2 separate regions of the Homo sapiens genome follow, and region 2 is linked to region 1. A link is a loop called in an ENCODE intact Hi-C map of the cell type or tissue named here. Cell type or tissue: endothelial cell of umbilical vein. All regions are shown on one strand. Links, peaks and the distances in the headings refer to the core of each region. The heading gives the core; the rest is flanking DNA.

The links. A loop is a pair of places that touch in the nucleus more often than their neighbours do. Peaks named below come from ENCODE experiments on the same cell type or tissue, not always from the same donor. Only the 100,000 strongest peaks of a DNase experiment are listed, where the experiment ranks them.
Region 2: it touches region 1 in a loop (4-fold over the local background); 1 of 110 quality-filtered maps calls a loop at or near these places.

The regions. Positions count from the first base shown.
Region 1 is chr5:33,354,684-33,370,646 of GRCh38, reverse strand. No RefSeq gene overlaps it. Among named protein-coding and RNA genes, the nearest start is that of TARS1-DT, 78 kb to the left of the region's middle. RefSeq lists an enhancer at 7,231-7,894. In endothelial cell of umbilical vein, for the core only: no CTCF peak of the experiment used is centred there; DNase peaks (open chromatin) are centred at 6,076 and 7,586; H3K27ac peaks cover 2,694 bases.
Region 2 is chr5:33,268,184-33,284,146 of GRCh38, reverse strand. All of the region lies in intron 1 of LOC124900637 (a long non-coding RNA gene), which reads left to right. Among named protein-coding and RNA genes, the nearest start is that of LINC02160, 46 kb to the right of the region's middle. In endothelial cell of umbilical vein, for the core only: no CTCF peak of the experiment used is centred there; DNase peaks (open chromatin) are centred at 7,716 and 7,986; H3K27ac peaks cover 995 bases.

The sequences.
Region 1 (15,963 bases), core at 4,638-9,637:
GTGAGAAAGGCATGTAGTTACTGTCTGCTGTGGCCTAGCACTATAATAAGATCTCCTCCTGGGAGCTTTTGATGTAGTTAGGCAAGCAAAGCCACCACGGATGGAGCAATTAGAGACTAACAGAACAGGAAATAATCAAAGACTCAATGGTATATTAAGATCCACAGGAAAGATGCAGGTCACAAGCTCTGACAGATCTGTAGTGAAACTGGACCACTCCTCACCTTTGACCCTTCCCCACTCCATCTGCCACTCCCCACACCCTGGATCTTTAAGGAACCTTCCAGTCCTAAAAGCTAGTGCATTGTAGATAATGAGGGTAGTGTACGTCAATGAACTCTACTGAGTCACTCAGCTACGTGCAGTTAAACCACAGGCTATCCAAGCCAATAAAAACAGGAGCAGTTTAGAACTCCTTAGTGGGTAGTTCTACCTTAAGACTATAGTGACATTACACAGCCCAGCTCTGATGCATTGTGTGAAAGTGACAGGATCCCCCCCGCACCCCCCACCCCCTTGCCCACTTAATAAAACTGCTCTTTGCTTACTTGGTGCCGAATGGCTCATGTGTTTACATGAAGGACAGATTAAAGACCACATTGTACTTTTCCTTGCCATTGTGTAAAGGGCATTATTTTCCATGTTGATAAGATCTGGAGGGAAGAATAAAGCACAATGGACTTTTATTTTAATCACTAAACACTCACCCTATCCCACAGAAAGCCCAAAGTTTTTTATGCTTCTCCTGGTTTCAAGGCATCTGCCATTAGGAAAAGTAGAGTCAAGTGGCTCAGATTTTATCCAAGGGAGACTTAACAGTGTCCCTTCCTCATTGGGAAGGGGTTGAGAGAAGTGATAAAGAAGCAGAATTTGATGACCCAGAGGAAAAGCTGAAGTGACAGTATTTATGCCTGGAGTTTACTGCATGCCGTTGCTATGGGACCTGATTAAAGAGTCAGAACAATATGGTTCTTGCTCTCAATAGCTTGAGACATTTTGGCAGAGAGGAGCAGATGCCACCTGCATTAAGTAAGTCAGAGCATATTAGCAATGGACTTGGATAACTCCCACTTCACCCACATAGCCTTCTGTCCTGTGATGCTCTCTATCTCCTCCATATTTTCTTCAAACAAGGCTAGCAATTCTTCTGTTGCCTCCTCTCTTTTTTCAGTAATATTTGTGCTTTATGTTGTCTCAGTTTACTCTTGTATTTGAAGTCATGTTGGACGAGAAATCAAGAGACCTACTTCTAGCATTAGCTTTGCCATGTATCAGTGAACATGCCCTCTTAGAACTTTCAATTTTCTCAACTCTTAAGAAATATCTATGTGCTGTAGTTAACAGTGTTGAGAAACCAGAGAAATATATGTATGTAGAAGTAGCTTTTTTTAAATTTGAGGTAATATTTACAAACGATTGAATGCATAGATCTTAAGTGTACAATTTGATGAATTTTAGAGAATGTACATAGGAATACCTCATTTTATTGTGCATTGAAGATACTGTGTTTTTTACAAATTGAGGGTTTGTGACAACCCTGCATCAAGGAAGTCTGTGGTGCCACTTTTCCAATAGCATGTGCTCACTTCATGTCTCTGTATCACATTTTGGTAATTCTTGCAATATTTTAAACTTTTTAATGATTATTATGTCTGTCATGGCGATCCATAATCAGTGATCATTGATATTATTATTGTAATTGTTTTGGGGTGCCACAAACCATGCCCCTATAAAATAGCAAACTTAATAAATGTGTGGGTTCTGACTGCCCCACTGACTGACTGTTTCCTTTCTCTCTCCCTCTCCTCAGGCCTCCCTATTCCTTGAGAGACAGCAATGTTGAAATTAGGCCAATTAATAACCCTACAATGGCCTCTAAGTGTTCACATGAAAGGAAGAATTGCATGTCTCTAACTTTAAATAAAAAACTAGAAATTACTAAGCTTTGTGAGGAAGGCATATTGAAAGCTGAAACAGGTTAAAAGCCAGGCTTCTTGCACCAAACAGTTAGCCAAGTTGTGAATGCAAAGGAAAAGTTCTTGAAGGAAATTTAAAGTGCTACTCCGGTGAACGCATGAATGATAAGAAAGCAAAATAACCTTCTTGCTGATATGGAGAAAGGTTGAGTGGTCTGGATAGAAGATGAAACCAGCCACACATTTCCTTAAGCCAAAGCCTAATCCAGAGCAAATCCCTAACTCTCTTCAAGTCTATGAAATTTGAGAGAAGTAAAGAAGCTTCAGAAGGAAAGTTGGAAGGTAGCAGAGGTTGATTCAGAGGTTTAAGAAGCCATTTTTTATAAAATAGAAATGCAAGTTGAAGCAGCAAGTGCTAATGTACGTGCTTCAGCAAGTTATCCAGAAGATCTAGCTAAGATCATTGTTGAGGGTGGCTAAACTACATTTTCAATGTAGGTGAAACAGCCTCATATTGGAAGAAGGTGCCATCTAGGACTTTCATAGCTAGAGAGAAGTCACCGCCTGGCTGCAAAGTTTCAAAGGACAGGCTAACTCTCTTGTTAGGGGCTAATACAGCTGGTGACTTGAAGTTGAAGCCAATGCTCATTTACCATTCTGAAAATCCTAAGGCTAAATCTATTTTGCCTGTGCTCTATGAATAGAACAACAAAGCCTAGATGACAGCACATCTGTTTACAGCATGGTTACTGAATATTTTAAGCCCACTGCTGAAAGTTACTGCTCAGAAGAAAACATTTCTTTCAAAATATTACTTCTCATTGACAATGCACCTGGTCACCCAAGAGCTCTGATGAAGATACACAAGGAGATTAATGTTGTCTTCATACTTGGTAACTCAACATTCATTCTGCAACCATGGATCAAGGAGTAGTTTTGATTCTCAAGACTCATTATTTAAGAAACACATTTCATAAGGCTATAGCTGTCATAGATAGTGATTTATCTGATGGATCTAGACAAGGTAAATTGAAAACCTTCTGGAAGGGAGTCACCGTTCTAGCTGCCATCAAGAACATTAGTGACTCATGGGAGAAGGCCTAAATAACAACGTTAATAGGCATTTGGAAGAAGTTGGTTCCAACCCTTGTAGATGACTTGAGGGATTTACAACTTCAGGGGAGGAAGTTGCTTGTTATGGATGAGCAAAGGAAGTGGTTTCTGAGATGGAAACTACTCCTGGTGAAGACGCTATGAACATTGTTGAAATGACAACATAGGATTTAGGGTGTTACATAAACTTAGTGAAAGAGTGGCAGGGTTTGAGAGGACCGTCTCCAATTTTGAAAGAAATTCTACTGTGAGTAAAATGCTATCAAACAGCATCACATGCTCCAGAGATTCTCTCAAGAGTCAACTCATATGGCACACTTCATTGTCATCCTATTTTAAAAAATTGCCAAAGCCACCCAGCTGATCAGCAACCTGATCAGTTAGCAGTCACCAACATCAAGGCAAGACCTTCTAACAGCCAAAAGAGTACAACTCAGATGATCATTAGCATTTTTTAAGCAATACAGCATTTTTTTTTTTTTTTGAGATGGAGTCTGCTCTTGTCGCCCAGGCTGGAGTGCAATGGCACAATCTCGGCTCAGTGCAACCTCTGCCTCCCGTGTTCAAGCGAGTCTCCTGCCACAGCCTCCCAAATAGCTGGGACTACAGGTATGCACCACCAAGCCTGGCTAATTTTTATATTTTTAGTAGAGATGGAGTTTCACCATGTTGACCAGGCTGTTCTTAAACTCCTGACCTCAGATGATCTGCCCGCCTTGGCCTCCCAAAGTGCTGGGATTACAGGCGTGAGCCACCGTGCCTGACCAATTCAGCATTTTAAGATTAAGGCATGCAGATTGTTTTTTAGACATAATGCCATTGCACACTTAATGGACTACAGTGTAGTGTAAACATAACTTTTTTTTTTTTTTTTTGAGATGGAATTTCACTCTTGTTGCCCAGGCTGGAGTGCAGTGGCACGATCTTGGCTCACCACAACCTCCGCCTTCTGGGTTCAAGCGATTCTCCTGCCTCAGCCTCCTGAGTAGCTGGGATTACAGGTATATGCCACCACGCCCAGCTAATTTTTGTATTTTTAGTTGAGATGGGGTTTCTCCATGTTGGTCAGGCTGGTCTCGAGCTCCCGACCTCAGGTGGTCTGCTCACCTTGGCCTCCCCAAGTGCTGGGATTACAGATGTGAGCCACTGCACCCGACAGATAACTTTTATATATACTAGGAAACAAAAAAATTTATGTGACTCACTTTACTACAACATTCATTTTATTCCACTGATCTGGAACTGAACTTGCAGTATCTCCAAGGTATGCCTGTACATCTATGTAACCAACACTCCAATTAAGATATCATCCCAGAAACTTCCCACATGTCCATTTCATATCCCCTTTCAATCAATCCTTCCCACCCTGAGGCAACAACTATTCCATCACCACAGATGTTTTTCCTGTCCTTGAACTTGTTAGAAGCACTTTGAAAAGTGAAAGCCACTATACAAAATCCAGTATTATTACTATATCTCAACTAGATGTTACATTATTTAAAAGACCTAGTATTTTACTTAGTACTGAGCAGAAAGCATGGTAGACACTGACTCAATTCAATATTGAATATATCTTAAAGTGAGTAAAGTGTAGGGAAAGGGCCTTTGGCCTGGGTTCTGGGAAAGCTGAATTCGAACCTGCTCTGACTTACCTAACATTGTGACATTTAAAACAAAACAAAACATTTTTTACCTTAAGTGTTTCTTCTACTAAATAAAGGAGTTGGACTAGATGATGTTGTAGAGTACCTTCATGCTTTCAGAAATTATTTAACGATGATAATGGCTAACATTTATTGAATGATTACTATATGTCAGGCACTACTCTAAATACATTTATGAACTCATTAATCTTAATAACGGTCCAACAAGGTAAATCTTACTACAGTTGACCGCTGAACAACACAGGGGTTGGGGCCGCTGACCTGTGTGGTTGAAATCCATATATAAATTTTGACACCTCAAAAACTTAACTACTAATAGCCTACTATTGACTGGAAGCCTTACCGATTTAACATAAACAGTTGATTAACACATATTTTGTATATTATATGTATTATATACTGTAATATTACAATATAGTAAGCCAGAGAAAAGAAAATGTTATTAAGAAAATCACAAGGAAGAGGAAATATATCTACTATTTATTAAGTGGAAGTGGATCATCATACAGGTCTTCACCCTTGTTGTCTTCATGTTGAGTAGGCTGAGGAGGAAGAAGAGTAGGGGTTGGTCTTGCCATATCGGGAATGGCAGAGGCAGAAGAAACTCCGTGTGTAAGTGGACCTGTGCAGTTCAAACCCACGTTGTTCAAGAGTGAACTGTATTTCCATTTTAGAGATGAGCTTCAGTGACTTTCAACATTTTGCCATACTCATTTTCTACCTCTCTTCTTTTTTATAAAATAAAAACTACAAAAAATTTCTAACATACTCTTTGAAGTAGACGAATGGCGTTTCTCACCCTTAAATACTCTAGCATGCATCTAAAAAAAGGACAATTTTATAACAGTCACACCTAACAAAACTAATAATAATTCTTGAATATTACTTATTTAATACCAAGTTCATATTTCTCTGACTGTCTTAACGTTTCTTTTTTGGTGTTATGCTAAATTAGAGCCAAAAATGGTCTACTCGTTTTATTTGGTTGTTGTGACCCTTAAGCCTCTTTTAATTTAAAATCCCCTCTGCCTGAAGAGGGAGGATTTAGATTGTTGTGAAGGCAGAAGGAGACCATGGGGTGCCTTTCTACTTCGCTTCTCATACACAAAAATGTGGTGATGAGGTTACAGGAGAATAAAGCAAAATCACCCCAGCTTCTTCCTATTTCTTGGACTCTTGACCCACCTTCTTACCTTATGGGTGGCCATCCCTATTTCTGTAGGTCACTTTCTTATGTGAGTAGTAAGGGGTTGCTAGGAAGAGGCTGGTGGATTTCCTTGCACTTACCAGAAACAGAGGGTATATCACTACCAACGGAAATTACTATGAATAGCTCTCAGCAAAACACTTCCGTTGTAATAGGGGCATGATCTCAGTGAGGAAATTGGTGCTTGAAGATTTGTCTGTGTATACTTTTTTTTTATGCAAGAAGAGAAAACATGGGGTTATTTACATTGTAGGGAGGAACTCTTCAAGGTCAGAAGGGGCTCTAGTGAACTCAGCCTGGTTGAGGCTTACTGGCCTGTGCTTTCTGAGATTGAGTAGGCATCCAGAGAACCATGTCCTTTCTCTCCATAGCCTGGGTTAAATATGGAGACATTCTACTAAAGAGTAACTAGAATCGCAGAAATGCACTGCTAGCAAAGGCCTAAAGAATAGCCAGCAAGTGTTTTCAAATGCTGTTCCCACAAGGCTCCATCCATGGAGGCACTTTAAGTATTCTGCAAATATTTTCTTTGAACTTCCTTAAAAAATGTGGTCAATTCTTTATTTTAGTACTAGTCCTTATTTTGGTTTTCTTTTCCAATCTTTCTCTTAGAATTCAGTTTTCACTAAACTTTACCAACACTAATAATAAATTAGCCTCATCTCTTTGTCATGAAATCTCTAAAGTAATGATTCCCAAACCACCATGGAAAAAGCATACATTCTTGATGCCAAAATGAATTTTTGAAAAGGTGCTTTCTTCTTATGTACCTTAGTAAAATAATTTTTTGGAAGTCCATTCTCTTTGGTGGATCTTGAAGCCTGGGAAGACCCATTCTGGAGTGAGACAATGTCTTCACAGAATAGGAGTTGTGCAAGTTAGGGTTTTGGTTTTTGTTTTTGGAGTGTGTGCGTGTGTGTGTGTGTGCAGTAAGTCATTAAATCAAGGCTGAAGCTTTAACTCCATAGAGGCTAGTGGAAGGAATGTTCCTCATCTTGTAAAAACCATTTCCAAGGAACAGTTTAAAAGAAATAATTTGGGCCAGGAACTGTGGCTTACGCCTCTAATCCCAGCAATCTGGGAGGTTTGAGGCCAGGAGTTTGAGGTTCAGTGAGCTATGATTTCACCACTGCGCTCCAGCCTGGGTGACAGGGTGAGACCCTGTCTCTTAAAAAAAAATGAGGATAAAGTTGCCAAGTTTAGTAAATTAAAATATGGGATGCTCAATTAAATTTGAATTTCAGACAAATAAATGATTTTTTAAAAGTACATCATATTTGGGACATATGCTAAAAACATTTGTCGTTTATCTGAAATTCAAATATAGCTGAAACTTGTTGTTTTTCTGAAATTCAAAAATAAGTTGTTTTGTTTTTCATCTGGTGACCCTCTTGAGTTAGCTGCTTTTGTCTGGTATATTCAGAATTCCAGATTTATTCATTTATAGTCATTCCTCCTGTAACTGTCTTTCCAGTGTGCTGAGGTCCTGCAAGACTCAGAGCCAGGAGAAATTCCTATGTACTCTGCCACTGACACTTCCTGCACTTAGTGACCTCAAAGAGGTTGACCCCAGGGCAATGAGAAACAAAAGAGGAAAATCAAGTCATGGGTCCCTGTGAAATCTTTTCTTTCAGGGCTGACCTTGATGTTTTGCAGCCTCCCGGTGGCCTGGCTCAAGTGGTTTAGTGTTGAAATTCTTTTAAGTGATTGTGTTAGTTTCCTTTTCGTAAACCTTATCTCTTCCTTGGAGTGTGTTTTAGTTTGCCTGGATGGAGTTGAGTATTCCATCGACTCCCTGAGTCCTCACGTCAGACTTGGTTTCTGTGGGATTTCTCTTTGCTTATTTGCTTTAGGAAGAGGCTCATTGATAAAAGAAGGCAGCCATCTGGGGGCCAGGGAGTCCTCTGGTGCAGTGGCCCACTTGGGACCCTGCCTCCTTCTCAGACTGCAGGGAGTTAACTAATAATCATGGGATGTTTAAGCTGTGAAGCACCTTAACGTGATAAAGGAGCATGGGAAGGGGTCCCCTCACCCCTCCTCCCTTAGTAGTTTCACTTTTTGTCTGTTATACACTGTAGGTTCTCCTGAAAGATGATCATTTGATGAAAGGATTCTGCAGCTAGAAATAAGCTATAAAACCAATTCTTAATTATGGCCCTGGCCCATTACAAATAAGGAATCTGAAGCCCAGAGAGGCTAAGCGACTTGCCAAAGATAGTACAGCAGATTAGCAGCAAAAAGTGGGAAAATAAAAGCCCAGTTCCTCCAACTTCCACATGGTAATTTTTATTCAAGACTATGAGAGATAATGTCCCAAGTCCTTAACACCATTACATGAGGAATTTACTAGTCGGATTATGCACGTTTCAAGGCTCAGGCAAGAACTCCTTGGCTCTCCAGTTCACACGCCCTTTATTCGTGATCAAGGAGGGTTGGGGATTGTTTTGATTGCTACTGGGAGAGAAGTGCGGAGTAGGAATGTGTTAAGGCATAAAATGTAAATACCTGGGAGAAGCTAGACAACCATTCTATTCCACACTCATAGAATAAGTAAATAGATATGAATTTGTTGCCTGAGAAAAATGTTTCATGGAGGAGAGCGTAGAACAATCTTGGACTCTACAGTTGGAACACTTAGGTGGATTGTCTTTAGGGTAGAAATGGATTCCAAGAGCAGGGGAATGTGACCATGGCATACATACTTCTCAGTTTTTCTTAAGCTAGTCCTTTTTATGGTATTTCATCACCTCTGGGTGTGAGACAAATGTGGAATTCTCTTTTCTCTTTCCTGCTTCTTTGCTGAAATGTGAGACTAGGTACTTCACTTTCTCTCTTGTGTCATGTACTTGTATTATTTGTAAACCTTTCCCTGAGGGATTCTCCATAGTTCTTTATTATATTGTTCCTCAAACACTTCAGGCAACAATAGGGAATCACAAATGCTAGGAACTATAGCCCCAAATGTCCCTTATGCTTTCCTTGTATGTAGAAAAATGTGCCATGTCACAAGGAACAGAATAATGAGATGTTTAAGGACTCGGGGTTTGGATTCAAACAGACCTGGATTTAAGTCTAGCTTTGACTTTTCTTAACATGTGACTTTCAGTAAGTTATTTTTATCTCTCTGAGCTCAGTTTCTTCAAATATGAAAGAGGTGGATTGGGAGCTAGTAATAGCCCATTCTTCATAGGATTGTTGTGAGGCTTAAATGAGAAATGTGTATGAAGTGTGATATGGCTTGGCTGTGTCCTGACCCAAATCTCATCTTGAATTCCCACATCTTGTGGGAGGGACCCGGTGGGAGGTAATCGTGGAGGCAAGTCTTTTCCATGCTGTTCTTATGATAGCAAATAAGTCTCACCAGACCTGACAGTATTATAAAGGGAGTTTCCTCACCCAATCTCTCTCTTTGCCTGCCATCATCCACATAAGATGTGAGTTGCTTCTCTTTGCCTTCTGCCATGATTGTGAGGCCTTCCCAGCCATGTGGAACTGTAAGTCATTAAACTTCTTTCTTTTGTAAATTGCCCAGTCCTGGGTATGTCTTTATCAACAGTGTGAAAATGGACTAATACAGTAAATTGGTACCAGTAGAGTGTAGAGTAGGGCGCTGCTGGAAAGATACCTGAAAATGTGGAAGTGACTTTGGAACTGGGTAACAGGCAGACGTTGGAACAGTTTGGAGGGCTCAGAAGAAGACAGGAAAATGTGGGAAAGTTTGGAACCTCCTAGAGACTTGTTGGATGGCTTTGACCAAAAGCCTGATAGCAATATCAGCAATAAGGTCCAGGCTGAGGTGGTCCCAGGTGGAGATGACGAACTTATTGGGAACTGGAGCAAAGGTGACTCTTGTTATGTTTTAGCAAAGAGACTGGTGGCATTTTTGCTCTTGCCTTGTGGAACTTTGAACTTGAGAGAGATGATTTAGGATATCTGGCAGAAGAAATTTCTAAGCAGCAAAGCATTCAAGAGGTGACTTGGCTGCTGTTAAAGTCATTCAGTTTTATAAAGGAAGCAGAGCATAAAAATTTGGAAAGTTTGCAGCCTGACAATGTGATAGAAAAGAAAAACCCATTTTCTGAGGAGAAATTCAAGCAGCTACAGAAATTTGCATAAGTAACGAGGAACTGAACGTTAATCGCCAAGACAATGGAGAAAATGTCTCCAGGACATGTCAGAATTCTCAATTCTAGGAGAAAATGGTTTAGTGGGCCAGGCCCAGGGTTCCTGTGCTGTGTGTGGCAGAGACTTGGTGTCCTGTGTCCCAGCTGCTCCAGCCATGGCTGAAAGAGGCCAACATAGAGCTTGAGCTGTGGCTTCAGAGTGTGCAAGCCCCAAGCCGTGGCAACTTCCACGTGGTGTCGAGCCTACAGGTGCACAGAAGTCAAGAATTGAGGTTTGGGAACTTCTGCCTAGATTTCAGAAGATATATGGAAACTCCTGGATGTCCAGGCAGAAGTTTGCTGCAGGGGTGGGGCTCTCATGGAGAATCTCTACTAGGGCAGTGCAGAAGGGAAATGTGGGGTCGGAGAGCCCCCACACAGAGTCCCTACTGAGGCACTGCCTAGTGGAGCTGTGAGAAAAGGGCCATCATCCTCCAGACCCCAGAATGGTAGATCCACTGACAGCTTGCACCATGAACCTGGAAAAGCTGCAGACACTCAACACCAGCCTGTGAAAACAGCTGGGAGGGAGGCTGTACCCTGCAAAGCCACAGGGGTGGAGCTGCCCAAGAACATGGGAACCCACCCTTTGCTTCAGTGTAACCTTGATGTGAGACATGGAATCAAAGGAGATTATTTTGGAGCATTAAGGTTTGACTGCCCTGCTGGATTTTGGACTTGCATGGGGCCTGTATCCCCTTTGTTTTGGCCAATTTCTTTCATTTGGAATGACTGTATTTACCCAATGCCTGTAGCTCATTGTATCTAGGAAGTAACTAACTTGCTTTTGATTTTACAGGCTTATAGGTGGAAGGGACTTACCTTGTCTCAGATGAGATGTTGGATTGACTGTGGACTTTTGAGTTAATGCTGAAATGCGTTAAGATTTTTTTTTTTTTTTTTTTTGAGACAGAGTCTCACTCTGTCACCTGGGCTGGAGTGCAGTGGCACAATCTCAGCTCACTGCATCCTCTGCCTCCTGGGTCCAAGCAATTCTCCTGCCTCAGCCTCCTGAGTAGCTGGGATTATAGGCATGTGCCACCATGCGTGGCTAATTTTTGTATTTTTAATAGAGACAGGGTTTCACCATGTTGGTCAGGCTGGTCTTGAACTCCTGACTTCAGGTGATCTGCCTGCCTTGGCCTCCCAAAGTGTTGGGATTACAGGCCTGAATCCCATTTCACCTGGCCTGCTGAAATGAGTTAAGACTTTGGAGGATTGTTGGGAAGGCATGATTGGCTTTGAAATGTAAGGATATGAGCTTTGGGAGGGGCCAGGGGTGGAATGATACTGTTTGGCTGTGTCCCCAACCAGATCTCATCTTAAATTCCCGCATGTTGTGGGAGGGACCCAGTGGGAGGTAATTGAATCATAGGGGCAAGTATTTACTGTGTTGTTCTCATGATAGTGAATACGTCTCATGAGATCTGATGGCATTACAAGGGGGCGTTTCCCTGCCCAATCTCTCTCTTTGCCTGCCGTCATCCACGTAAGATGTGACTTGCTCCTCCTTGCCTCCTGCCATGATTGTGAGGCCTCCCCAGCCATGTGGAACTGTAGATGATTAAACCTCTTTCTTTTGTAAATTGCCCAGTCTTGGTTATGTCTTTATCAGCAACATGAAAATGAACTAATGTAAAGTGTTTTGCATAGTGCCTGGCACGTGATAAGCACTCAGTTGCTGCCAGTTGTGTTATTATTATTGACTTCTTTATTATTATTTTTCCCATAAACTTAATTTAGATCTCTTATACCATGATCTGGGGTTTGGGTCATTATTCCTGTCTTTCATTAAAGAAAATCTCTCTCCTAATCAAAATCTATTTATCTGATTTTAAATTGTTTCCCATTATGATTCCTTAAGTTCTAATTCCATTTGCTCCTCCTTGTTGAAATCTTCTTTCACCATTCTATGTCATTGATCTCTTTCTCCTTTAATCTCTCGATTTACACATTCCCTGTGCCAAATGATGAAGAGCAGTTTCTAACATTTTTCCTTGTATTATTTTCCCTGTGAATGCCGTTGTTGCAAACATATTTTGAAAGCTAATTTTTTTATTATGGAAATCTTATACATAAAAATCATTAAAAAAGTGTAATTGTCTCCATGTATCTATTGCCCAACTTCAACAGTTATCAACTTTTTGTCAATCTTGTTTCTTTTAAATTCTCTGCTCTCCTTTTATTTTGCCCAGAGTATTTTAAAAGCAAATCCCCAGACATCCCGCAATTTTATATGTTAATAGTTCAGTATGTATGTCCAATTGATAAGGATTTTTTTTCTTATAACTGCAAGGCCATCATCATTTTTAACAAAATTAGTGATAATTCCTTTTTATCATTTAACACGCAATTAATATTGAAATTTCTCTTATTGCCTCAAAAATATGTATATATATTTTTAGAGATGGGGCCTCACTCTGTTGCCCAGGCTGGAATATGGTGGCATGATCACAGCTCACTGTAACCTCAAACTGCTAGGCTCAAGCAATCCTCTTGTCTTGGCCTCCCAAGCAGCTGAGACTGCAGGCATGAGCCACTGGTCCTGGCCCCTCAAAAATATTTTTTAACAGTTTGTTTGAATCTGGATTCAAACAAAGCCTACACATTTTATTTGGTTGCTATATCTCATAAATCTCTTTTAATTAATTACAGTTTCTCTTTCCTAACTTTTTAAAAGAGTTTTCTAAAAACTCAAAATTTAGACAGAAAAACAATTCAGACTGCATTTATCATAAAGAAGTCACTTTCTTATGTATTAAATGAGATGTCTATAACTCTTAATCATGAGATAACTAAAATTAACATGCTGATTTCTCATCAGTTCAGCATAAAGCAAAGAAATTTGACATTTTAGTTAACTTATGCATCTTTATTTCAAGGCTTATTTCCATTTGTCTTTTTAAAATAAAAATAGTTTGGGAAGTTTACTCCTAAAATGTAAAGTTGGGGCCAACTGACGTTTATTATAGCAAGACAGTTCTTACATTTAAATACCTAATATTAAGTATTTTTCTCAGCAGGAAGAGTCCTTTTATGTCTGCACTCCCTCTCTCCAACCCCACCAGTTATCACTGATGCTGTCTGGTGAGGCTTTCCTGTTCTCCAGGTCTCAGTCTTTGCCTTTGACCTATTCATTGGCTATTCTCAACCCCAATGACTTTGTCTTCCCCATGAGACTGGACAACAGAGGGGATGAGGAAAGCATTTTACCTCTCTTGCGGTTGGAAGGAGGGGAGAACATGAGATCAGTGGAGAGGGAATCATTGAAACAGTCAGAGACCAAAACCCTGAGAGAGACAGGATCCTATAGATCTAAGTTAAGAAGAAGGCTGATTTAGAGAGATATTTAGCTTTGGTGGCTGTGAAGATTATGTTTTATCCAGACTCAAAGTAGAAAGGGTGTTCAATCCTAGGTCTGAGATTTGTTATATTATTATTAAAAAAAATCTTTAATTTTGTAGATAGAGCCATCACCAGAGATTAAAAGGGCAGTTTTGGCTGGGCATGATGGCGCATTCCTGTAATCCTAGCACTATGGGAAGCTGAGGCAAGAGGATTGCCTGAGCTCAGGAGTTTGAGATCACCCTGGGCAACATAAGGAAACCCTGTCCCTACAAAAGTGTTTTCAAAAAATTAGGCCGGTGTGGTGGTGCACGCATGTGGTCCCAGTTACTCAGGAGGCTGAGGTGGGAGGATCACTTGAACCTGGGATGTCAAGGTTGTAGTGAGTCATGATTGTGCCACTGCACTCTGGCCTGGGGGTCAGGGTGAGATCCTTTCTTTTATTTTCATTTTTTAACTTTTTTGAGATGGAGTTTTGCTCTTGTTGCCCAGGCTGGAGTGCAATGGCGTGATCCCAGCTCACTGCAACCTCCACCTCCTGGGTTCAAGCAATTTTACTGCCTCAGCCTCCCAAGTAGCTGGAATTACAGGTGCCCGCCACCACACCCAGTTAATTTTTGTTATTTTTAGTAGAGATGGGGTTTCACCACGTTGACCAGACTGAGATCCTTTCTTTTAAAAAGAAATAAATAACAACAACAGCAACAATAATAATAATGATAATAATAATTGGTGTAAACTAGGAAAGAACACAGCCAGTTTGATTCCTAGATAGTGACTCCTCTGTTACTTTAGTAATTTGATTTTTAATATATCAAATTATTTAAAATTCTTTAGAGGGGCTCACCATGCAAAGAAATATTCCTTTTTTCCTCAAGTAAATTATAACCTTTTAATTACTTGTTTTATAAGTTTTGGCTTTTATATTTTGACATTTCTTGAAATGAGTTCTAGCTAGATATTTGAGAAAATGAAAATAGGAGCACTGATGTTACTTGGTCTACAAAGAGAAAATAACATCTCTGTTGTATTCATTCTACTATTATAGCTGTAAGAGATGCCACATACTATAATTCTGATGACATCAAAAGGTTCAGTGGATGTATTCTTGAATATTCTCTGGACATATGTAAACATTTTGAATATATCACAACTTTCATTTTTCCTAATAATGGAAAATTAACCATGCAATTAAATATATGACAGTCATGGATGACTTCATAAAGGGATTTTAAACTGAATTATAGCTAATAAAAAATACAAAGCAAGGGTATTTACAGCTACTATGAAAAAATTACAAAGAAAACAATAAAATCATCTTTAGGGCTTTCTTATTAAAATTAGTTTTTGCTGTCTAAATGTAAACTTTATCCTTAATTTAGGTTTTGTTATTAGCAAATTATGTTTTAAATTAATTGGTGGTGTCAAAAGTATCATTAAAATGTGTTAAGGCCGGGCGCGGTGGCTCACGCCTGTAATCCCAGCACTTTGGGAGGCCGAGGCGGGTGGATCATGAGGTCAGGAGATCGAGACCATCCTGGCTAACAAGGTGAAACCCCGTCTCTACTAAAAATACAAAAAATTAGCCGGGCGCGGTGGCGGGCGCCTGTAGTCCCAGCTACTCGGGAGGCTGAGGCAGGAGAATGGCGTGAACCCGGGAGGCGGAGCTTGCAGTGAGCCGAGATTGCGCCACTGCAGTCCGCAGTCCGGCCTGGGCGACAGAGCGAGACTCCGTCTCAAAAAAAAAAAAAAAAAAAAGAAAAAGAAAAAAAATGTGTTAAAAAGATATTATTGATTGAGCACTCTGTAGTCTCAGTGTTGCCAGGAGATGTATTTGGTTTAACTGAAATATAAGATATTTTTGCCTTTAGTTATTTATAGCCTTCTTAGGTAAACGAGAGAAAACACATGAAATTATGAAAAAAGAGTCAGTGGCGATTAAGTGACATACTGTGTCTTACAATCACTACTTGGATAAATAATTGATTGGTATGAGCTGAGGTAGTTTGTCTTGTGGTTCCTGATAGAGTTTCTAAAATTAAATTACTATTCCAGTATCTTCTTGGACCTAACCATTTGGTTAAAGGTCAAATTCCTTCTGCTACATATCAGAAATTCCGTCTGTAATTTTTATTTGAACATTTCCCTACCTTTTTCAATAATGTATTCCCACCCTAACCACCCACCAGAGAAAACAACACAGGATTCTTTTGTGTGGTGATGGCATTTTGTGAACAAAAGAACATGACACATGTGATTCAACTGAGTATCTGGATGTCTGCATGATGCTGTAATGTAGTCCTTTGGACAAGAATTACATGCATCTATCTTGGGAGTCACTGTACCAGGGCAGAAGTGAAGAAACCTTGGACTTTAAAACCAGCCCCTGGGCAGAATTCTGTTTTTGAAGGGAAAAAATAACCGAGAATGGTGTGTGTGTGTGTGTGTGTGTGTGTGTGTGTGTGTGTGTATGTATAGTGGCAATAATGGCAAATTTCACAGATAAGGAAATAGCAACAGTTCTGAATTATTTCCTAACAATATTGAGTGAGGGA
Region 2 (15,963 bases), core at 5,593-10,592, 87 kb after region 1:
CAAATTTGCTTATAAGCTGCTGAAAATGCCACAGAATTGCCCTAACATTAGAGAATATGATAGTATCAAAGAATTTTGCTTTTTTACTTCTAAGAGAATTTTGAAAAACTATTAACCTCCTTGCATATTGTTGACATTCAAAATTTTTGTTATAAGTAAAATGGTTGACCAGGAGCACTGGCACACACCTATAATCTCAGCACTTTGGGAAGCTGAGGTGGGCGGTTCACGAGGTCAAGAGATTGAGACCACCCTGGCCAACACGGTGAAACCCCCTCTCTACTAAAAATAAAAAAATTAGCTGGGAGTGGTGGTGCGCGCCTGTAGTCGCAGCTACTCAGGAGGCTGAGGCAGGAGAATCACTTGAACCCAGTATGCGGAGGTTGCAGTGAGTCGAGATGGCACCATTGCACTCCAGCCTGGCGACACAGCGAGACTGCATCCCAAAAAAAAAAAAAAAAAGAAGAAGTAAAATAGTTGCAAATGATGGAATTGTCACTGTATTATTATAAATATTGACATACTAAAACAAAACTACTGTATGACTTTTTAGAATATGTTCAGTGGCATATAAGTGCAATTATAATAAAAGGCAATCATATATTTAAAAATACTTGCATAAGCTCTTTTTAACAGTTGGAAATTTTATATCTCTCTTGGAACTATAATTTTCATTGCATTTTTCTTTCATAAATCATAATGTAAATAGTTTTATGCTTGCTTTACTTTATGGATCACTCATTACATACCTCTTAAGACATATGTCCATTCTTATAAAACTTAAAACAGTGAATTTTCTGTGACCATAAGGCTCTAAGTATTTAAAACATTCTCCTGAATTGCATTATCATTACAATATTATTACTACATGATTAGTACAAGATAAATATATATTTTTAAAATAATATATAATTGTTAACATAAAGTAAAATTTTCTTAGGCATACTTTATTACCATTATTAGATGGGTCAGGTGTTTTCCCAATCAATTCATGTGTCTATGTTTACTATTTATTGCTAGGATGAAATGGGATTTAGCATCAGTTTTATTTCTGTTAATTTTTAAATGCGTAGATGCTATAAATCTTATTCATACAAATAAGTAGATAAGAATGGAATGGAATAAGTTTGTTATAGCAGTGTTATTCCGTGTGATATTAGAGCAGTATTCACTTAGTTCTTTTTTTTTTTTGCAATAAATGCCAAAATTCATGTAAGTTAACTTTCATCAAGATTAATTTTAATGATTTATCAGCTGACAAGTTGATTTTGGCTCTCCTTCAATTTTGCTAAAAGCAAAGAATTTGAAACCATCATATTTTCCAAAGGTTTTGCTTCCCTGTCAGAATAATTCATTTTCTAAAAGCTGATACTGATATTTGAAAATGTTGCTTTGTTTGGTGCCCCAGAAGTTTTGACATTTGTGGGCCACAAACTAGGGTAAGATTCTGGATGGGTAAAAAGTTTGCCTATCTTTTGTGGGAGGGAGAAAGAGATTATAAACGAGCACCACAGGCATATCCTCAGGCAGATCAGCTTTAATAAAAAGAATGTATGGAAATTGAGTACCTGGAAATACAGTGATCTGCAAATACCATTTTGAATGCCACAAGGTTAATGGACTAGCTGTGAGAGTTGAATGAAACACCCTGATAAACTGGGTCGGGAAGAGAACGATCAGAAGCTGCCACCATTCACGTTTTATTATTTATTATTAATTGTCTCACTTTAGAGGAAAACTCCAAAGATGGTCAAATACAGTGACTTTTCATTGATTTCTCAGAAAACTGCTAAGTCGGCAGAATAAAGTAAGATATGTCACTAATTTTTATTATTTAGAGATGTTTTGCTTACTTTTTGAACATAGAAATTTAGTGTTTGCTGAAAGCAAACTGGTTCACATTTTTTTTGCAGGGATAAATAATAGGAAGGCTGGTTTTTGGCAAAATTATGAGATAGCAATGTTGATTTTTGGTGATTTCTCACACCTTCCTTCAGCATATACCTTTCTTTCATTTTTCAGATTCTTCAGTTCTTCAACTCTTGAGTTGCTACAATAATCCACCTACCCCCGAACCCCAACCTCCTTAACTTCACCTTGTCTCTGACATCTCAATTTTAAGGGGAATTCCTAAAGAATCCAAAACCTTCAAGATGCAAAAGAATGCAAGATACAAAGGAGTAGTGACAGGCAATGAGAAATGTTCTTTTGGAATAAAAAGTTACTTCCTGAAATATAGATAGGTAGCTAATGCTACTTATTTTTTCTTCCATGGTCAGGTCTGGGGCACTGGGAAGAATGAGTAAAGGGCAGCGTAGTTCCTGTGTGCTGGACCAGTGTTTATTATGTAGGCCAAGTAGTATTTTGTAAGCCAAATGACCTTCTTAGACTGAGTTCCAAGACTAGGCTATTTAGATCAGATCCACGTGATATAAATATTGCATATCATATGAAACTGAAGACAGTGACCAGATACTGACCTCCCAGGTTGTGGCGCCGAAAGATTAATGAATGGATGAAGTTTGGGTTTCTGACAGCATTTTGGCTTTTAGAAAAAGTTGTGAGCAATGGTAGTGACAAGCAAGTAAAGGACTGTTGTATCTAAGTCTAAATAAACAAAAAGATAGGAGCAGACTGAATATAAATAGATGAAGGTTTTTCTTCTTAGCGCCAAGATAAAGCACATAGCAAAGCAGAATCTTTATTTATGATGATTATAGAGTCGAGTTTGAGTTCATTGCTCTTGAGAAGAATAAGCAAATCTGTGTATTTTTAAACATCTTCCATGCTAAATTTTATTTTTAATGAAATCATGTGCATCAGTTTAAAGAGAAACAATATTCTTGAATCCATATAACTTCAATTATTGGCATGAAGAATGTGGTTTAACAAGACACTATCCTACAGTTTTCTTACGGAGTCAGTTTCTTCTTCAAAAAGCAAAACCATTCTTAACTCTATAAGAAAATGATAAGCTATTGTATTTCCCATTCCAAGGAAAGTTATTCCAGCACAGCAAGCTGCAGCCATCATGATAAATCTTAGAGCCAGTCACCAGAGTGTTTCTATATTGCTCATGAAGCCTTAGCATATTTTATATCCTACACAGTGTAGTGGAGAAAATTAAGCCTTGCAACAGCTAGGGACTTATGCCAGGGTAATTTCCTTAAATAAATTTATTTGTTTTATTTAATTTATTATAAAAGTCATTAATACATAGCTTATAGAATTTCTGCCATAAAAACGCCTGAGGAGATGCTCAGTCAATTTTTTTTTTTTAAATCTAGAGGTCTAGAGATCGGTCAAAGGTCACGTCATGAGTTGGTCCCAGAGCTGACTCCCAGTCCACTGCTCCTGCTACTTTTCCAGTCACCCTCCTGAGATGGCCCGCTTGTCTGTATGCACATACAGAAAGAAGTACTGGGAAAAGTAGGAAATAATACTTAAAGCCCTTCCATTTGTATTTCCAGAGCCTGTCAGAGAGAATTTGGCAACCCAAGTAAAGTCTTTAGAGACATCAGAGTATTTATTCTTCACTCCGGTGACCAAATTTAGACCTGTCTGAGATTTTTTTTTTTTTTAATTATACTTTAAGTTTTAGGTACATGTGCACAATGTGCAGGTTAGTTACATAAGTATACATGTGCCATGCTGGTGTGCTGCACCTATTAACTCGTCATTTAGCATTAGGTATATCTCCTAATGCTATCCCTCCCCCCTCCCCCCACCCCACAACAGTCCCCAGAGTGTGATGTTCCCCTTCCTGTGTCCTTGTGTTCTCATTGTTCAGTTCCCACCTATGAGTGAGAACATGCAGTGTTTGGTTTTTGTCCCTGCGATAGTTTACTGAGAATGATGATTTCCAATTTCATCCATGTCCCTACAAAGGACATGAACTCATCATTTTTTATGGCTGCATAGTATTCCATAGTGTATATGTGCCACATTTTCTTAATCCAGTCTATCATTGTTGGACATTTGGGTTGGTTCCAAGTCTTTGCTATTGTGAATAGTACCGCAGTAAACATATGTGTGCATGTGTCTTTATAGCAGCATGATTTATATTCCTTTGGGTATATACCCAGTAATGGGATGGCTGGGTCAAATGGTATTTCTAGTTCTAGATCCCTGAGGAATCGCCACACTGACTTCCACAATGGTTGAACTAGTTTACAGTCCCACCAACAGTGTAAAAGTGTTCCTGTTTCTCCACATCCTCTCCAGCACCTGTTGTTTCCTGACTTTTTAATGATCGCCATTCTAACTGGTGTGAGATGGTATCTCATTGTGGTTTTGATTTGCATTTCTCTGATGGCCAGTGATGATGAGCATTTTTTCACGTGTTTTTCGGCTGCATAAATGTCTTCTTTTGAGAAGTGTCTGTTCATGTCCTTCACCCACTTTTTGATGGGGTTGTTTGTTTTTTTCTTGTAAATTTGTTTGAGTTCATTGTAGATTCTGGATATTAGCCCTTTGTCAGATGAGTAGGTTGCAAAAATTTTCTCCCATTCTGTTAGGTTGCCTGTTCACTCTGATGGTAGTTTCTTTTGCTGTGCAGAAACTGTTTAGTTTAATTAGATCCCATTTGTCAATTTTGGCTTTTGTTGCCATTGCTTTTGGTGTTTTAGACATGAAGTCCTTGCCCATGCCTATGTCCTGAATGGTAATGCCTAGGTTTTCTTCTAGGGTTTTTATGGTTTTAGGTCTAACGTTTAAGTCTTTAATCCATCTTGAATTAATTTTTGTATAAGGTGTAAGGAAGGGATCCAGTTTCAGCTTTCTACGTTCAGCTAGCCAGTTTTCCCAGCACCATTTATTAAATAGGGAATCCTTTCCCCATTGCTTGTTTTTCTCAGGTTTGTCAAAGATCAGATAGTTGTAGATATGCGGCGTTACTTCTGAGGGCTCTGTTCTGTTCCATTGATCTATATCTCTGTTTTGGTACCAGTACCATGCTGTTTTGGTTACTGTAGGCTTGTAGTATAGTTTGAAGTCAGGTAGCATGATGCCTCCAGCTTTGTTCTTTTGGCTTAGGATTGACTTGGCGATGCGGGCTCTTATTTGGTTCCATATGAGCTTTAAAGTAGTTTTTTCCAATTCTGTGAAGAAAGTCATTGGTAGCTTGATGGGGATGGCATTGAATCTATAAATTACCTTGGGCAGTATGGCCATTTTCACAATATTGATTCTTCCTACCCATGAGCATGGAATGTTCTTCCATTTCTTTGTATCTTCTTTTATTTCATTGAACAGTGGTTTGTAGTTCTCCTTGAAGAGGTCCTTCACGTCCCTTGTAAGTTGGATTCCTAGGTATTTTATTCTCTTTGAAGCAATTGTGAATGGGAGTTCACTCATGATTTGGCTCTCTGTTTGTCTGTTATTGGTGTATAAGAATGCTTGTGATTTTTGTACATTGATTTTGTATCCTGAGACTTTGCTGAAGTTGCTTATCAGCTTAAGGAGATTTTGGGCTGAGACAATGGGGTTGTCTCTCAGACCACAGTGCAATCAAACTAGAACTCAGGATTAAGAAACTCACTCAAAACCACTCAACTACATGGAAACTGAACAACCTGCTCCTGAATGACTACTGGGTACATCACGAAATGAAGGCAGGAATAAAGATGTTCGTTGAAACCAACGAGAACAAAGACACAACATACCTGTCTGAGATTTAAGATGTTTGGTGAACTATACCATCAGTAATATTTCCTCTTAAATTTTAAGAGAGGTATGCCAAAGAAATGCTGGGATACGGCAGAGATTCACTAGGCAGGATCTGGGTATTAGGACACACAAAGCAATCTGGAGAGCTGAATATTTATGGTAAACGTTTGCAAGTTTGAAAATCTTGTATATACCAATAGGTGCTCTGATTGAAGTCAGGGGTGAGAGTTCTGGAGCTCTGTTTACTTGTCTTTCTCTTTCCTCTGAGCTGCTGCTTCTTCAAAGATCCCTGGGCTTGTACGAAAACACCTCTTGGAAACCACAGGGCTAGGAAATTGACTTGCAAAGGAATCGTTTATTTGAAATTACTGACATATCACTTTCTTTCTTTAGTTCAACAAGTATTTACATAATTAGAGTGGTCTTTTATGCAAATTTAGATGTGCTACTTTTCACTCTAAGATAATGTTAAGTCAGCTGATTCCTCAATAACAATTTATTTTTTCATACCAGTTATTGGAGGAATGTCTATGGCTATACCTACCACCCTGAATACGCTCGATGTTGTCTCATTTTGGAAGCTAAGCAGGGTCGGGCCTGGTTAGTACTTGGATGGGAGGTAGTTGACTATACATTATGAGGTGTCTTCATATAATTGACCCACTTGATCTTTGTAACAGTTCTTTAAGACAAGATATTTTAAATATTCATTTCTCAGGTGAAGCAACAGAGCCTCAGAAAAATTGAGTTGTCCCAAGGCTGCATAAGTAGTCACTGGGGAAACCAATATCTCAACCTAGGCTTCTGACCATAAGTTTGGGCATTTTAGACTGTTTTCTTTCTAACCTACGTGGGTTTGCCCATTGTCTTTGGTACAATTTGAGAAAATGCTAGTATAGCCTGTAGTCACAGAATTAATCAAATCCAGATTTGGTTTATAAAGTACAGAAAACCATGACCTCGGTTTCGCTTGCACTCACTAACTAAGCTAATTGGCTGAGGGGAATTAAAATCTCCATGGTAATTATCACTAAAGCTTAAGCATGCTTAATTATAAGCTGGAATCCTGGATTGTTTTCATTACTGTCTGCTTCAGGATTCACTGTTCTTATTAAAGCATAGTCATGTCTATGATCAGAGCTATCTCTAGATAGTAAAAGAATTTTCCCTAAACTTTCATCTCTATTTTTTGTGCTAGTGTCAGGGAAATGACTTAGGGAAGTGGGTGATGGGAAGAAGGAAGTCATCCTGCCAACAGATGCACAAAAGGACTTACACAAATATAATCAATCCACAGTTTTGCCATTTTATGCCAAAAGGGATAGAATTTCTCTCATTTCACCCTCAAGCTGCAATTTTCTGATATCATTTTAAAATCACTGCTCCTAATCCTCATTTCATCAAATTTTATCTCTTCATAATAACTGAGATGTGGAGACAGAAAAGTAAGCTCATACTGATTTTCTTCCCTAACCCTGTCCCTCTCAGGAAAGTTGCTGCTAATAGGCACCAGCACAAGCCTTTTATATGTTCTTATACAATGCACAGCTGTGCACTAAGCACACAGAGAGGCGCACAACACAAAACCAGTCACCTGATGAGCAAAGAAGAATCAAGGGCAGGGGAAAAGTTGCAGCGAGATTTTTGGCTCTTTCTTCTTAGGACACTGTTTTTGTCTGACTATAATGTAAGACTGGAGAATTGTTGGCTCTAGTTTACAAGTCTGGCCACACTTAGAGAATCCTTTCCATGTGGGGAATCATTTTGATCTGATAGGCAGCCACATACTTGTCTTATTTGTCTGGGAGTCCAGTCATGTCACCTCTTTAATTTCCACTCAGACTTTCCCACAATATGGTTAGGAGTTTGAAAATATTCGATATGGTCAGACCTCCAAGGTTTCTACCATATGAATGTTTAATTGGCTCTGAAATTCTCAGCCCTGGGAATCAGTTGCTATCAGCCAGAATCTCCTGAGGTCACTTCATACCATAGCAGACCACCTCTAATCTTCTGCACCCGATGGTATTTTGGCAGGATATTCAGACTTCCTTTCGTGTCTTAGTTCTTCTTGAAGTTTGATGCCAATTAGATGCCCTCACTGTGACAGTTTCCTCATGGTCACATCTCCAGGTGTTGGGAACAAGTATGTCTGGTGCTATATTTGAGTATGACCCAAACACATATTTTCTTTCTTCCCAGGCAAGCCTGGAAGCATTTTAACCATCTTTTCTGCACATATTTTTGAGGAGATCCTGACGAGAGAGTACAAGTTGTGGTTTTCATGTTGAATTTATTGCCTTTCTCATTAAACAGTAGTAAGAAATGGAGTCTCACAGTTTTCATCTGTCCAGAGTTTCTGGTGCAGCTTTTGATGTTTTCTGGTTTACAGCCTGCTATGGATTTCCTGTATTCAGCAGACATTTGACCCTTTTTCCCGCCACCCTCCTATTTTTTAAACACAGGAAAGTTAAATTCCTGGGATGGCAGAATACAGTAGCTGATACAAAACTATGGTATTTTAATCCTATCACACAGTTAATTGTTAAGTCCTTGGTTGTAGGACACACACTGTAAATGTTAAAAGTCCTCAGAATTGGGGAATACCACTGTCATTCATTCAGCATATATTTTTTTAAGCCTCCCTTTGGAGGGACAATGCTGGACTAGGCAACAAACTAGATTCTGTTAATTTATTTCAAATATTTTATCTTGAGAAAACGAAAAATGTTTCAAAGAAAATAAGAAGGCACTTGAATTTATTTTTAGCTCTTGGTGTTTTCAAAAAATGACCACACTAATTGATGTATGTCCTGAGTAAATCTATTTGTGGGATCTCACTATGGCCCCAGTTACTAGACAGAAATAGCAAATTAATATCATCATATCTTCTCAAGTCTTTATCTGAGAGGCATGGTTTGTTTTTGTAAATGGAAAAAGCGATATTAATTAACATGATGTATCTCCACAGGAATGATGTATGATGTGGAATCCCACCCTTGCATCTTTAACGCTTTGCCTGGTTCTCTATCTCCTACCTCTTAGAATATGACACACAAGGATGGTTTTTTTAAAACAATATGTAGGATATAATTAGGAAACTACTGAGTCTTCATGGTAATGTCAGTGTTTGGTGGCTGAGATAATAAAAAAGCAAGATAATTTAAAACCATTTATTAATTTTTGCAACCAATCATATGTGTACAGTCACATACCACATAATGATGTTTCTGTCAGTGGTGAACCACATATACTATGGTGGTTCCATAAAATTATAATGGATCTGAAAAATTTCTGTCACCCAATGATGTAGCTGTTGCCATGTCATAGTGCAGCACATTACTTCTGTGTTTGTAGTGATGCTGATATAAACAAATCTGTACAGCCAGGTATATCAAAGTCCAGCACATACAGTTATGTACGGTACATAATTCTTGATAATGACAATAAATGACTATGTTACTGGTTGATTTATTATACTATGCTTTTAATCATTATTTTAGAGTATACTTCTTCTACTTATAAAAAGAAGTTATCTGTAAAACAGCTTCAGGCAGGTCCTTCAGGAGTGCTCCAGAAGAAGGCATTGTTACCATAGGAGATAACAGCTCCATGTATGTTATTCCCCCTGAAGACCTTCCAGTGGGACAAAATGTGGAGGCAGAAGACACTGATATCATAGGCCTAGGCCAGTGTGTTTGTGTCTTAGTTTAAATGAAGTTTAAAACATTAAAAACAATTATTTTAAAAATAGAAAAAAGCTTATAGAATAATAATATGAAGAAAAAATACTTTGTGTAGCTCTGCAATTGTGTTTTTGTTTTAAGCTGTTATTACAAAAGAATCGAAAAGTTAAAAAAATCAAAAAGTTTATAAAGTAAAAAAGTTTCAGTAAGCTGAGGTTAATTTATTATTGAATAAAGCATTTTTAAAATAACATTTAATGTAGGAAAAGTGTACAGTGTTTATAAAGTCTACCGTAGTGTACAATAATGTGCTAGGCCTTCCCATTCACTCACCACTTACTTATTCACTGACCCACCCAGACCAGCTTCCAGTCCTGCAAGCTCCATTCATGGTAAGTGCCCTATACAGGTGTACCATTTTTTATCTTTTAAAAGATAGTTTCACTGTGTTTTTTCTATATTTAGGTATGTTTTGATACACAAATACTTACCATAATGTTATAGTTGCCCACAATATTCAGTACAGTAACATGCTGTGTAGGTTTATAGCCTAGGAGCAATAGTTCACACCTTATAGCCTAGGTGTGTAGCAGGCTGTACCATCCAGGTTTGTGAAGTCACTCTATGATGTTTGTACAGTGATGAAATTGCCTAATGAAGCATTTCTCAGAACATTTCCCTGTCATTAAGCAATGCACAACTGTATTTATAAAATCAGGTATATCTTCACTAATTGGCTTTATTTAGGTTAAAGTTAAAATGTTTTCCCAAAATCACACTAACACTTGGAGGTTATCTTACACAAGTATCAGAGATTACAAATGTATTTTGAATGTCTATAGTAGATATTACATTCTGTATTTTTTCATATTTGATGATTTACATTATTATTTTCATTTCTGCTACCATGAAAACAAGAATGAGTTTAGCACACTGTTCATAAGGTGTCAAAGGTGTACTGGCTAGGTTGGAGTCACCTCTCCAGATCTGTCTCTTTTTATTCATACCTGCTTCACCCCGCTTTGGCCCCTAGAAACTTGATAGGTATAGACTAGTCAGACTCTGGTGCCTCTAGCTTCTGGATGCTTTTGGTCAGTGGGAGCCTTGCTCATATTTCTGGGCATTTTTCCTGAGTTTACTTTCAGTGGCTGTCTCTCTTTCAAAGGTGACCATCTGACATGACGAGTTTCCTCTTGGGTTACGGTCACCTCACTCCCCTTCCACTGTGCTTAGGAGTATTAACAGATCCTTGGGCGTTGTGAGCCTTCAAGTGACCTACTTACTGCCTCTCCCCTCACATCCTTCCACACATTGTATACATCTTGTTATAAATAAAGCATCCTCAAACTCTTCTGCCTTCAGTGTGCCATCTGTTTCCTATAGGGACGCTGACTTTTTTTTTTTAAAAAAAGAAAATATACAGAGCTCAGGGTGCAGGGTAGCTGTGAATTACTTTCATTTGTAAACAGTGAGGGAAGAATAGAAGAATAGAAAAAGAAGAATAGAAAATTGTAGCTCACCTTCAGATTTGTTAGAAAAGAACTTAAAGCTCCTAGGATAAGCACATTTACTATTTTTTCTGTCCCAAACAGATATAATTTTTATGTGTGTATATATATATATGTATATACACACATTATATATAAATATATATAATATATAATATAAATATAATATATATATTATATTTATGTTATATATATAATATATTTATATATTATATAACATAAATATAATATATATAATATATTATGTTATATTATATATATATATACACCTTGTGTTTGCTCAGTTTTGTACATAGCTCAAAATTTCACTGAATATACTAGTGCACGAATATGGGTGAACAATAGCGGTTTAGATCTGCCCCATGGGTAAGATGCAATTCTTTTTTTTTTTGACGGAGTTTTGCTCTTGTTGCCCAAGCTGGAATGCAATGGCGTGATCTTGGCTCACTGCAACCTCCGCCTCTGGAGTTCACGCGATTCTCCTGCCTCAGCTTCCCTAGTAGCTGGGATTACAGGCACCTGCCACCATGGCCTGCTAATTTTTTGTATTTTTAGTAGAGACGGGGTTTCACCATATTGGCCAGGCTGGTCTCGAACTCCTGACCTCAGGTGATCCACCCTCTTCGGCCTCTCAAAGTGCTGGGATTACAGGCAATATGCAATTTTTTTATTCCTGAGATTCTATATGTTTCTTCTGACTGACCCTGAGATGATTATTTATTATCCATAGTGATTGTGCTGATGGAATTTCTGAGGATGACTAATAATTCTGTCAGAGCTCACTCCAGTTAGAGTCTTTTCTTTGGCAAGCGTCTTTTCTTTGGCAAGTGACTAAAAGTATTGTTATGTCTGTTATTCATTGTGGTACTGCTTCCTCTATTCAGAGGCTACGTGGACTATAGCATTCTAAATGTATAAACTCTAAACCTTAGTGTTCTAGGTGGGCATTTGCAATGATGAATGGCAAAAGACTTTTCTACTCACTCAGTACTTTCATATATAGGATACAGGCCAGGATAGGTGAAATGGTAACTCTGCTTTTTTAGCATTTGTTTTGAAATAATTTTAGATTCACTAAAAGTTACAAAAATAGTAGAGTATTCTTGTGCACCATTTACCAACTTCCCCCAATGATAGCATCTTTGCATAACCAGAATTTTATATTTTATTAAGAAATTTTTTATAGAATAGATTTATTGATTTATTTCTGTCCTCTGTGTTTTAGTTTGTTCATGAGCTAATATCAAAGAAGCTCCATCTTTCTATTTTTATTTTGGGAAACAAATTTAGGATGCTTTTGTTCCCTCTTAAGAGGGAACAAATAGTATAATAAACAAATTCTTTTTGCTAGAAAGTATTAGCTTGTGGGTAGTGAAAGGCTGCTTTTATTGTAGAATTTTTAGCAATGACAGCAAAATATTGACTTTTTTTATTCCATAACAGAACAATTGGTTGTGATTTGTTACATACCAGAAATGCTTTCCCTAGCAGTGCCAAAGTATATTTGGGGAAGGATGTGGAGTTTATAGGCAGCCTTTGTTTAAAAAAAGAGAGAGAGATGGAAAGAACTACTTTTTCCAATTTTTTATTTATTATAGCTAGCACATTTTTCTGTTTATAAATTTATTTCCAATGTCTGTCTACCAAAAAGTAAAATCTGATAGAGTACGTTTGGATATTTTATTTTCATTTTCAGACGTATGGTCTGGAAAGACCTCTTTAACATTAAAAGATCCTTTAAAATAAGGCTTCAAATTGCCAAGAGCTGAAAATATAGAGTAATAATTTTTATGCTAAACTTGACTTTTGAGTACTCTGTAATGATTAATGTCTCTTCTGATGTCCAATTCCATATGAAATATTATATTTTTATAAGATAGTTTGTACTTCTTATAACTATAGAATGATCATATTCTCATTCAGATAGCCCTGCCCTCAAAATGTGGCCCTGGTCAACCAAACCCTGTGTATTCAAACACCTATTTCAGATTCTGCATTCACTAAGGAGATGAAAGCAAGTGGAAATAACCTGCTCTCTGTAGCATTCATTCAGCTATAAAGAGGTAGGCCATTGGTCTTTTAACAGATTATTGTGTATTAGCTGCTTTTCACTGAAGTCAAGTCTACTGATCAAGAAGCAGACACATCAGCTAAAAACTAGTAACTTTATAAATGACCCATTTGCCAGTTTCCAAGCATTATTTGAAATATTTGCATTTAAAATTGGAGAGACAAATGTAATTTTAACTTTCCATAAAAATTGGTTATTAATTGCAATGAATTTTCAAGGTTCTAGTTCTATAATATAAAGCAAATTTATACTATATTAAATTGTACATTTATTGTGCTACTTTCAAGCATTTAGTTTTAATAGCCCTGGGGGAGACTGCAGCTTGTTTTACTGTGCTCAGCAACAAGTCAAGGCTTGCGTTGTATGTCTATTTACCTCCTATTTGAAATTCTTTCTACAAGTATCTTTCTGCTGAAGAGGAGAATTTAAAGATGAAACTGAAGTACAAGGAAAATCTTCAATTTTGGTCAATACTTGGTTCACTTAATGTGAACCCTAATCCTAGGATCTAGAAGGGGACTTACCACTCAATGGTGTGTTCTTAGGAAGCTGTGTATGTCATTAGGAACATGATTGAACTTCTTTTTCATCAGCTTTCTCTTCATGAATCCTCTTATGGTTTTTGCTTGCTGAGATTAATACTACTTATGTTGTAAATAAAGAAGTATTTTTAATAAGTAAGGCAAACCTCTTAGGTACCTTCCTGTGGTCAATTTATTAGATGAATTCATAATGACCCTCATACTTGTGTATTATCTGGGTTGTACTGAAATTAGCACATACCATTAATGACCTGAGGAGAGCTGTGCGAGGGTAGTTGTTCATCCTCTTTTATGGTCACAAACTTTATTCCTAACCTGGCTATGTACTACTGGTTATAAAGAAGACTGGGTAAAGAATAAATCCATCACCACTACAAGGAAAATCCTTGGGATTTAAAGATTTAAATTGGGATTTAAAGAGGCATGAGACATGGTTTCTGCCATCTCGGAGCTCATAATCCAATGAGTTGGAAGTAAGCACAGAATTACAATGTAGTTTGTTAATGATATGATTAGGGTGTGTACTATATCTTTTTCTAAGGGTGAGGTTTGGGTCAGGGAGAGCTACCAGGTGGAGCTAACCTAAGATGTGAGTTCTGGAAAGACAAGTAAGAGGGCTACATAGGCAAAGGAAAGGGTGGGCAGACTGGGAGGTGTTTGGGGATGTGAGGTGCAGCACAGTAGAGTTAGAATAGATGGTAGTTAGGTGAGATACCATTATGAGCAACCATGTGTCTGAGCTTTGCAGTTCTCACACACCTTCATTTCAACCCATTCTATAGGCAAGCAAAATATCATTCCTATTTAACAAGTGAGAAAAGTAAGGCCAGAAATGTTGAGTGAATTACCCAAAATCTTATAACTGCTACAGTCGGGGTTTGAATCCAGGTCTGGTGACTCTAAATTCTGCCCTTTTAGTATGCCATTTTGTTCAAGTCCCTCTAAAGTGAATAGTGAGTTGGACTATCTCTTCACTCATAAAAACGTACCAGTTTTCTTTCTGAGACTATACATTTTTTAGATATATCACGTGTTATTTCACTTTGTACCCTCAACTGTGCTTAGCATGTGCTTGACTTGTAGTAGATGGCCAATCATTGTTTTGAACTGAATTGAATTGATGTATGGGTATTGTAAAACTTCTTGAATGAATGAAAGTCTTGGCCAGGACTTTTCACTTTTTGCTCTCCTTACTTAGTTCTCTTCCAGTCTGTTCTTACCTTCACAGGTGTCAACTCGCACTAGCACTTCATTCCCAGATCCAAAACTCAGAACTGCAGCTTCTCACCCTCTAACCAGACTCTCCTTTGCATGTGGTAGAAGGTTCCTTTTCAGATACATTTGTGTAGAACCTATGCCACATGTTTAGGTTTTTTTCCCTTCATATTCTTCACTCCAGACAAAATCTTGACAAAGAAAATTATGCCTTTGTCTTGGCAAATGGTGTTTGTTATCAGTTTTCTTTTCTTAAAACACTAGCAGAAGGCACAGGCACTCGGCTTCCTGTGAAGACCTTGAAGTGATTGTGTACTATTTTTCACACTTGCTCTTGGCTAGGGTGATGATGACATTTTTGTTTTTAGTGGGGTTTTTTGTTTTGTTTTGTTTTTGAGACGGAGTCTAGCTCCATCACCAGGCTGGAGTGCAGTGGCACGATCTTGGCTCACTGCAACCCCTGACCCCCTGGTTCAAGCGATTATCCTGCCTCAGCCTCCCGAGTTTTGGTGGTCTTTTTTACCTCTACTTGAAATTGATGAAAAAGGAAACTATACAGTTTGTCTGGAAAGGAAATCAGAGATCATTTGATGCTGACCTGATGTTAAATGAGGACAGGGCTGAATTTAAGCAACAGAACTTATTTGTACTGACTGCTCTCCACTTTCCAGCATTTGAATTGTGTTGACATTCACAGGAGCTGTGTGAGGCCAATTTTGTGTCAGAAAACCTGAATTTCCAAAAAAGTCTATGGAAGTAATTATATGACTCTAATGGTTCATCTTCCCCACTGTAACGTGAGAGACAGGTCCTAAAGGACAACCTGCATCAGTCATCACTGGAAAAGCCTGTCCTGTGTTGGAGTGGCCCCATACCGAGTGTTTCTAGTGTTTCTAGTGAGGAATCCACCATTTCTCTTGGCAGCCCTTCCAATTCTCTGTCCATCACAGCTTTTTCCAGATGATGAGGCTTGTTTTCTGCAGCTGTGTTTGGCCAGATGGTCGTGGGTCATTCTCCCAGGCCCATCCCCATTATGCCCAATAACGTGTGGGCCACAAAGTTCTGATTTGGATGGGGTAGGGGGAGAAGTGTAAATGTTGTTAGCTTAAAGATTCATGTTTTAGTGTTACATTTTTGCTCTTAGTTAAGCCTCCAGGATCCCTGTTACTTGTTTCTTACAAATGGGAGATATCAAATGTAGTGATATCTAGCTTTACTTTTTATCATCACTTAGTTCTGTAGTGACAAACCAGTACCTCCACATCCAGTCTTCA